Regions from separate parts of the Homo sapiens genome. Here region 2 is linked to region 1. The links are chromatin loops, found by intact Hi-C in ENCODE. Cell type or tissue: adrenal gland. All regions are shown on one strand. Links, peaks and the distances in the headings refer to the core of each region. The heading gives the core; the rest is flanking DNA.

Region 1 (2,888 bases), core at 389-2,888:
TCTCCCGGGTTCAAGTGATTCTCCTGCCTCAGCCTCCTGGGTTGCTGGGATTACAGGCACGTGCCACCATGCCCAGCTAATTTTTGTATTTTTAGTAGAGACGGGGATTTCACCATGTTGGCCCGGCTGGTCTGGAACTCCTCACCTCAGGTGGTCTGCCTGCCTTGGCCTCCCAAAGTGCTGGGATTATAGGCATGAGCCATGAGCCACCCCGCCTGGCCTGCATATAATACTTTACTGTTATGAATGCCTCTAGTTTTATATAACTTCACAGTTTATAAGATGCTTTCATTTAATTCTTACAATTTTTATTAATCCCATAGTTCATTGCTTTTTTGTAATTTTATCTCAGCTGCCTAAAAAATAGTGTCAAGAGAGATTGAGAGTTAATTGGAAGAAATATACAATAGGAAATAAGTGATGAGCTTGGTTCAGAAGGATGCAGTGATTGACAGTGTTGACTCTCATAGGCATGGTATGTGCAATGATGTTAATGCTGTATTTGTTCTATATCCCCTCTCCATCTCTCTTTAGCAGGTGGCTACCCAGGCTACTGCTAAGACTCGTACTTCCCAGTTTGGTGTGGGCAGCTTTCAGACTCCATCCTCCTTCAGCTCCATGTCCCTCCCTGGTGCCCCAACTGCATCGCCTGGTGCTGCTGCCTACCCTAGTCTCACCAATCGTGGATCTAACTTTGGTGAGTCCAGACCATAAGGAGAGTAACAGGAAAATCGCACCACTAAAGAGAAAGGATTTGGTAGTTAAAGTTGTTTGCCTGTGTTGTGGGTACACTGACCTGATTGTAGGGAAATGCAAGGTGACAATCTATTTAGAATTTAAAACCTACCAGCTGGGTGCGGTGGCTCACGCCTGTAATACCAGCACTTTGGGAGGCTGAGGCAGGCGGATCACTTGAGGTTGGGAGTTCAACCCCAGCCTGACCAACATGGAGAAACCCTGTCTCTACCGGGTGTGGTACCGCATGCCTGTAATTCCAGCTACTCGGGCGGCTGAGGCAGGAGAATCGCTTGAACCCAGGAGGCAGAGGTTGCGGTGAGCTGAGATCGCGCCTTTGCACTCCAGCCTGGGCAACAAGAGTGAAACTCCGTCTCAAAAAAATAAAAAATAAAAAAAAAAAACTACCCACATGAAAAATACTTTAGCACATATAACAAAAATCATGTGAATTTTTATACATTTAATAGTATGCACATTTAACCTAAATGAGTAAAGAACTCTATGGAAAGGCTGCCTGGAGAAGAAGAATTAATTTAGGGCTGAGTTTTGAGATAGAAAAGGCATTGATTGGCAGAGAGAAGGACAGAGTTATCCTAGGTAAAATTAATGGCTTACCTATAGTTGTTTACTTGTGGCATTAGTACACAATGGAATTGTGTAGATTGGAGTTGTTTATTCTTCCTTGCTGTATTTCTAGCTCCTGAGACTGGACAGACTGCAGGACAATTCCAGACACGGACAGCAGAGGGTGTGGGTGTCTGGCCACAGTGGCAGGGCCAGCAGCCTCATCATCGTTCAAGTTCTAGTGAGCAACATGTTCAACAACCGCCAGCACAGCAACCTGGCCAGCCTGAGGTCTTCCAGGTAAGAGAGTGAAAAGACTTTCAAAAATTAGAAGCTGGGAGAGAAAGGGTCCAGGAGGAGGAGAGACAGTGAAGGAAGCATGCCTGGATTGAGGTGTTTGGTTGGGGGTATATGTGAGAAGACAGAGAGGGATAAATGTAGGGATCACTGTCAGTTATTGAAAAGATTGCAGAAGCTAGATGCAGTGGTGCTTGTGTATATGATGTCAGCCCCTTAGAAGGCTGAAGCAGGGGATCACTTGAGGCCATGAGTTCAAAGCCAGGCTGAGCAACTAGCCTGATCCTGTCCCTGTCAAACAAACAAAAAAGGAGTATGAATTGAGTGTGATACATACCATTTAACCAGAACAGACAAATTTAGCACCATAGGAAGATGCCAAAGAAAGTTACTTTAGCTCATTCAAATAGCTCCATATACCCAAGTCACAGTAGCTTTGGGTTTAAAAGAGACAGAATGATTAAAAATAAAAAGTAGTGCTCGCTTCAGCAGCATATATACTAAAATTGGAATGAATATAGAGAAGATTAGCATGGCCCCTGCGTAAGGATGACACACAAATTCATGAAGTGTTCCATTTAAAAAATTATAAAAAGTAAATGAAATAGAACATAATGATTATAGCCATAATGGTCTATTTACACAAGTCCTGAGGGACTGCAAGAGTGAATGGAGTAATCTTAGGCAGGACAAAGGAAGAGCTGGTTTAAAGCAAAGATTGAAAGAAAGCAAAACAGGTCTTGGTGGAAAACAAATAGGATAAGAGACTCCATATATGTCTATAGGGGGTTATATGAAATACAGCAAGCAGATTTTTCTCCCTTTGAAAATATTGAGAACTAGGAAAAGGAAAAAGGTGGAACTGTAGGAGGAAGACAGAAGGGATTAGGAAAAAAGGCTGCGATCTAAAGGAGTCAAAGTTGTTGGAAGTAAGGAAGGCTAAGAGCTCAGCACAGCAAAGACTCGGGGTCAGGGATGGTAGTGCAGGGGAATGGTGGAGTAGAACTTGGTAAGTGTAAGAGATCAAGGTGTGTGACCCAAACTTAATCTTTTTCTTTTATCAGGAGATGCTGTCCATGCTGGGAGATCAGAGCAACAGCTACAACAATGAAGAATTCCCTGATCTAACTATGTTTCCCCCCTTTTCAGAATAGAACTATTGGGGTGAGGATAAGGGGTGGGGGAGAAAAAATCACTGTTTGTTTTTAAAAAGCAAATCTTTCTGTAAACAGAATAAAAGTTCCTCTCCCTTCCCTTCCCTCACCCCTGACATGTACCCCCTTTCCCTT
Region 2 (2,940 bases), core at 179-2,678, 100 kb before region 1:
AAAAAAAAAGAAATTTGAAACACGAAAATGGATAGCCTATTCAAAAAGTTTAGATTAAAAAGAAAGGAAAATATTTGGATAGATATATGTGTATATATATATATATATATGCACAAATGGACTTTATAGCGATTACCTTTGGAAAGAAGGAATGGGAAACAAGGCAGTAATCAAATAACTTTTTGCCTTTTTTTTTTTTTTTTTTGAGATGGAATCTCACTCTGTCACCAGTGGGGTGATCTTGGCTCACTGCAAGCTCCACCTCTGGGTTCATGCCATTCTCCTGCCTCACCCTCCCGAGTAGCTGGGACTACAGGCACCCACCACCATGCCCAGCTAATTTTCTGTATTTTTAGTAGAGATGGGGTTTCACCGTGTTAGCCAGGATGGTCTCGATCTCCTGACCTCATGATCCGCCCGCCTCAGCCTCCCAAAGTGCTGGGATTACAGGCGTGAGCCACCATGCCCGGACCTACTTTTTGCCTTTTTATCCCTAGGTGATGTTTGAAAAAATTGTTTTACAATATGCATGTATTACCTTTATAATAATAATTTTTAAAATGTTGATTCAAACACAAATGTAGAACCCCAACACCCACCAGACACACCCACATTAGTAGTGGGAGGGTCCTGGCCCAATGTAACTTCTCTGCAGACCAATTGGACCTGTAAATTGTTAGTTTGAGGTGGGTGGAAGGGATGATTAAGAACATCAGGTTAACAGAGATCATGTGATCAATAAGACCAAACAAACTGAAGGTCCATGGGCTGCAACTCCCTGAATCTCCGTACCAAGGATTATCTGGCCACCCAGGCTGGATGGAGTGCAGTTGCACGAGCACAGCTCACTGCAACCTCCGTCTTCCAGGCCTAAGCAATCCTCCCACCTCAGTCTCCCAAGCAGCTAGGATTACAGGCACGGGTCACCATGCCCAGCTAATTTTTTATTTTTTAGTAGAGATGAGATCTCACTATATCGCCCAGGCTGGTCTCAAGCTCCTGAGCTCAAGCGATCCTCCCACCTCAGCCTCCCAAACTCCTGAGATTACAGGCATGGGCCACCACACCCAGCCTCCCCTTTCTCTTGAACAGTATTCGTACTGGCTCCATGTGGATTTGCTTTAGATTGTTCATCTTTTTCTGCTTTCACAAATGATCCACTTCTTCTAACTGATGCATCTTTTCTTAGGTTACTGGAGAAAGTCAGATAATTGTCAAACCTGTGATTCTCCAGTGACTGCATATTGATGCTCTCATTAATCATGTGTTAGTCATGCAGTTTATGTTAAGAAGTGGTGGAGAGGTTAATCTCTGAGTTCCTGGAGGGAATGCACTGCAGTCCTCAAGTGCTGACATCAACCCTTTATTTATTTATTTGAGATGGAGTCTTGCTCTGTTGCCCAGGCTGGAGTGCAGTGTCGTGATCTTGGATCACTGCAACCTCCACCCCTACGTTCAAGCGATTCTCCTGCCTCAGCCTCCCAAGTAGCTGGGATTACAGCCACCTGCCACCATGCCCAGCTAATTTTTGTATTTTTAGTAGAGACGGGGTTTCACCATGTTGGGCCAGGCTGGTCTCGAACTCCTGACCTCTGGTGATCCACCCACCTCGGCCTCCCAAAGTGCTGGGATTACAGGTGTGAGCCACTGCACCCAGCCTTTATTTTTATTTTACTTTTCCACAAACACCGACATAGCTGACATCAATCCTAATCTGCTTTTCACCTGATCTGCACCTTGCCCTGAGTTTCTTTTCATCAAATCAAATCATGTATCTCTCTTGTCCCCCTCCCCACATCCTCACTTTACCTCCCTGCCAGCTTAACCGATACAATACAGTACCTTGTTCTGGTGCAGGCAAAGTCTAGTATCTTCCGCTTTGATTCCCCTGTCTCCATTTTCCCTGGAGGCTTACTCAAGCTAAGGAAGTGGGCAGTCCCACATCCAGGAGTCAGAAACAGAGACCAATGATCAGGTCTCTGCTAACAGTGCATGGCTAAAGTTGTGTCTCTATACCATGTGGTATTGCTGTTAAAACCCAGTCCAGCTTGGTCCCATGGATACATGTCTCCACTGAAGTGGCTACTTGCTGGTCCAAGTCACTGCATAAGCCCAAGTGATACCCTCCCAGTTAGATTCCAAGGTTATGGCTCTCAGTTCATACTCATATGCTAGGTTACTGTTGACTAGAATATTAGGCCATCGTGGCTGGATGTGAGGGCTTTGATTCTCCATCAACTGCTGTACTAAAACCAATCCTCTTCAGCCAAACCCACATTGAGTCTTGTTCAGCAATTTAGGTGCTCCCTTTCTTTCTAGTGAATTCTCTTAAAAGCTTCCCTGCCAGTTGGCTCATACACCACACCACTCTATCAAAGTCCCCTAACTTCAGACTTTGGAGAGTAAGGGCTATGATTTTCTTCCCTTTGCTCTTAAAAGATCCCTGGGGGCTGGGCGCAGTGGCTCACGCCTATAATCCGAGCACTTTGGGAGGCTGAGGTGGGTGGATCACTTGAGGTCAGGAGTTCGAGACCAGCTTGGCCAACATGGTGAAACCCTGTCTCTACTAAAAATACAAAAATTAGCCAGGCATGGTGGCGGGTGCCTGTAATTCCAGCTACTCTGGAGGCTGAGGCAGAAGAATTGCTTGAACCCAGGAGGCAGAGGTTGCAGTGAGCCGGAATCACACCACTGCCCTCCAGCCTGGGCAACAGAGTAAAACTCCGTCTCAAAAAGAAAAAAAGATCGCTGGGATGATGGTCAGAATCATGACCATCATCTGCATCATCATATATTATGTATTAATTTCCTATGACTGCCATAACAAGTTACCACACCACGTGCCTTAAAACAACAGAAATTTATTTCCTCACAGTTGTGAAGGCCGGAAGTCCAAAATCAAGGTGTTAGTAAGACCATACTGGGGTACCAGAATCTCTA

Evidence for each region. Hi-C counts contacts between places; a loop is a spot of excess contacts. Peaks named below come from ENCODE experiments on the same cell type or tissue, not always from the same donor. Only the 100,000 strongest peaks of a DNase experiment are listed, where the experiment ranks them.
Region 2: it touches region 1 in a loop (2.0-fold over the local background); 7 of 110 quality-filtered maps call a loop at or near these places.

What each region holds. Positions count from the first base shown.
Region 1 is chr1:150,811,886-150,814,773 of GRCh38, reverse strand. It overlaps ARNT (aryl hydrocarbon receptor nuclear translocator), which reads left to right. Exons shown (of 22, transcript NM_001668.4): 20 at 535-697; 21 at 1,436-1,602; 22 at 2,664-2,888. The coding sequence ends at 2,753. It also overlaps the pseudogene RNU6-1309P. Among named protein-coding and RNA genes, the nearest start is that of CTSK, 5.1 kb to the right of the region's middle. In adrenal gland, for the core only: a CTCF peak has its summit at 1,469; no DNase peak of the experiment used is centred there.
Region 2 is chr1:150,913,194-150,916,133 of GRCh38, reverse strand. The region is part of intron 1 of LOC107985204 (a long non-coding RNA gene); the gene reads left to right. It overlaps CTXND2 (cortexin domain containing 2), which reads right to left. Exons shown (of 2, transcript NM_001384189.2): 2 at 2,842-2,940. Among named protein-coding and RNA genes, the nearest start is that of SETDB1, 12 kb to the left of the region's middle. RefSeq lists a cis regulatory region at 1,168 and an enhancer at 1,096-1,240. In adrenal gland, for the core only: no CTCF peak of the experiment used is centred there; no DNase peak of the experiment used is centred there.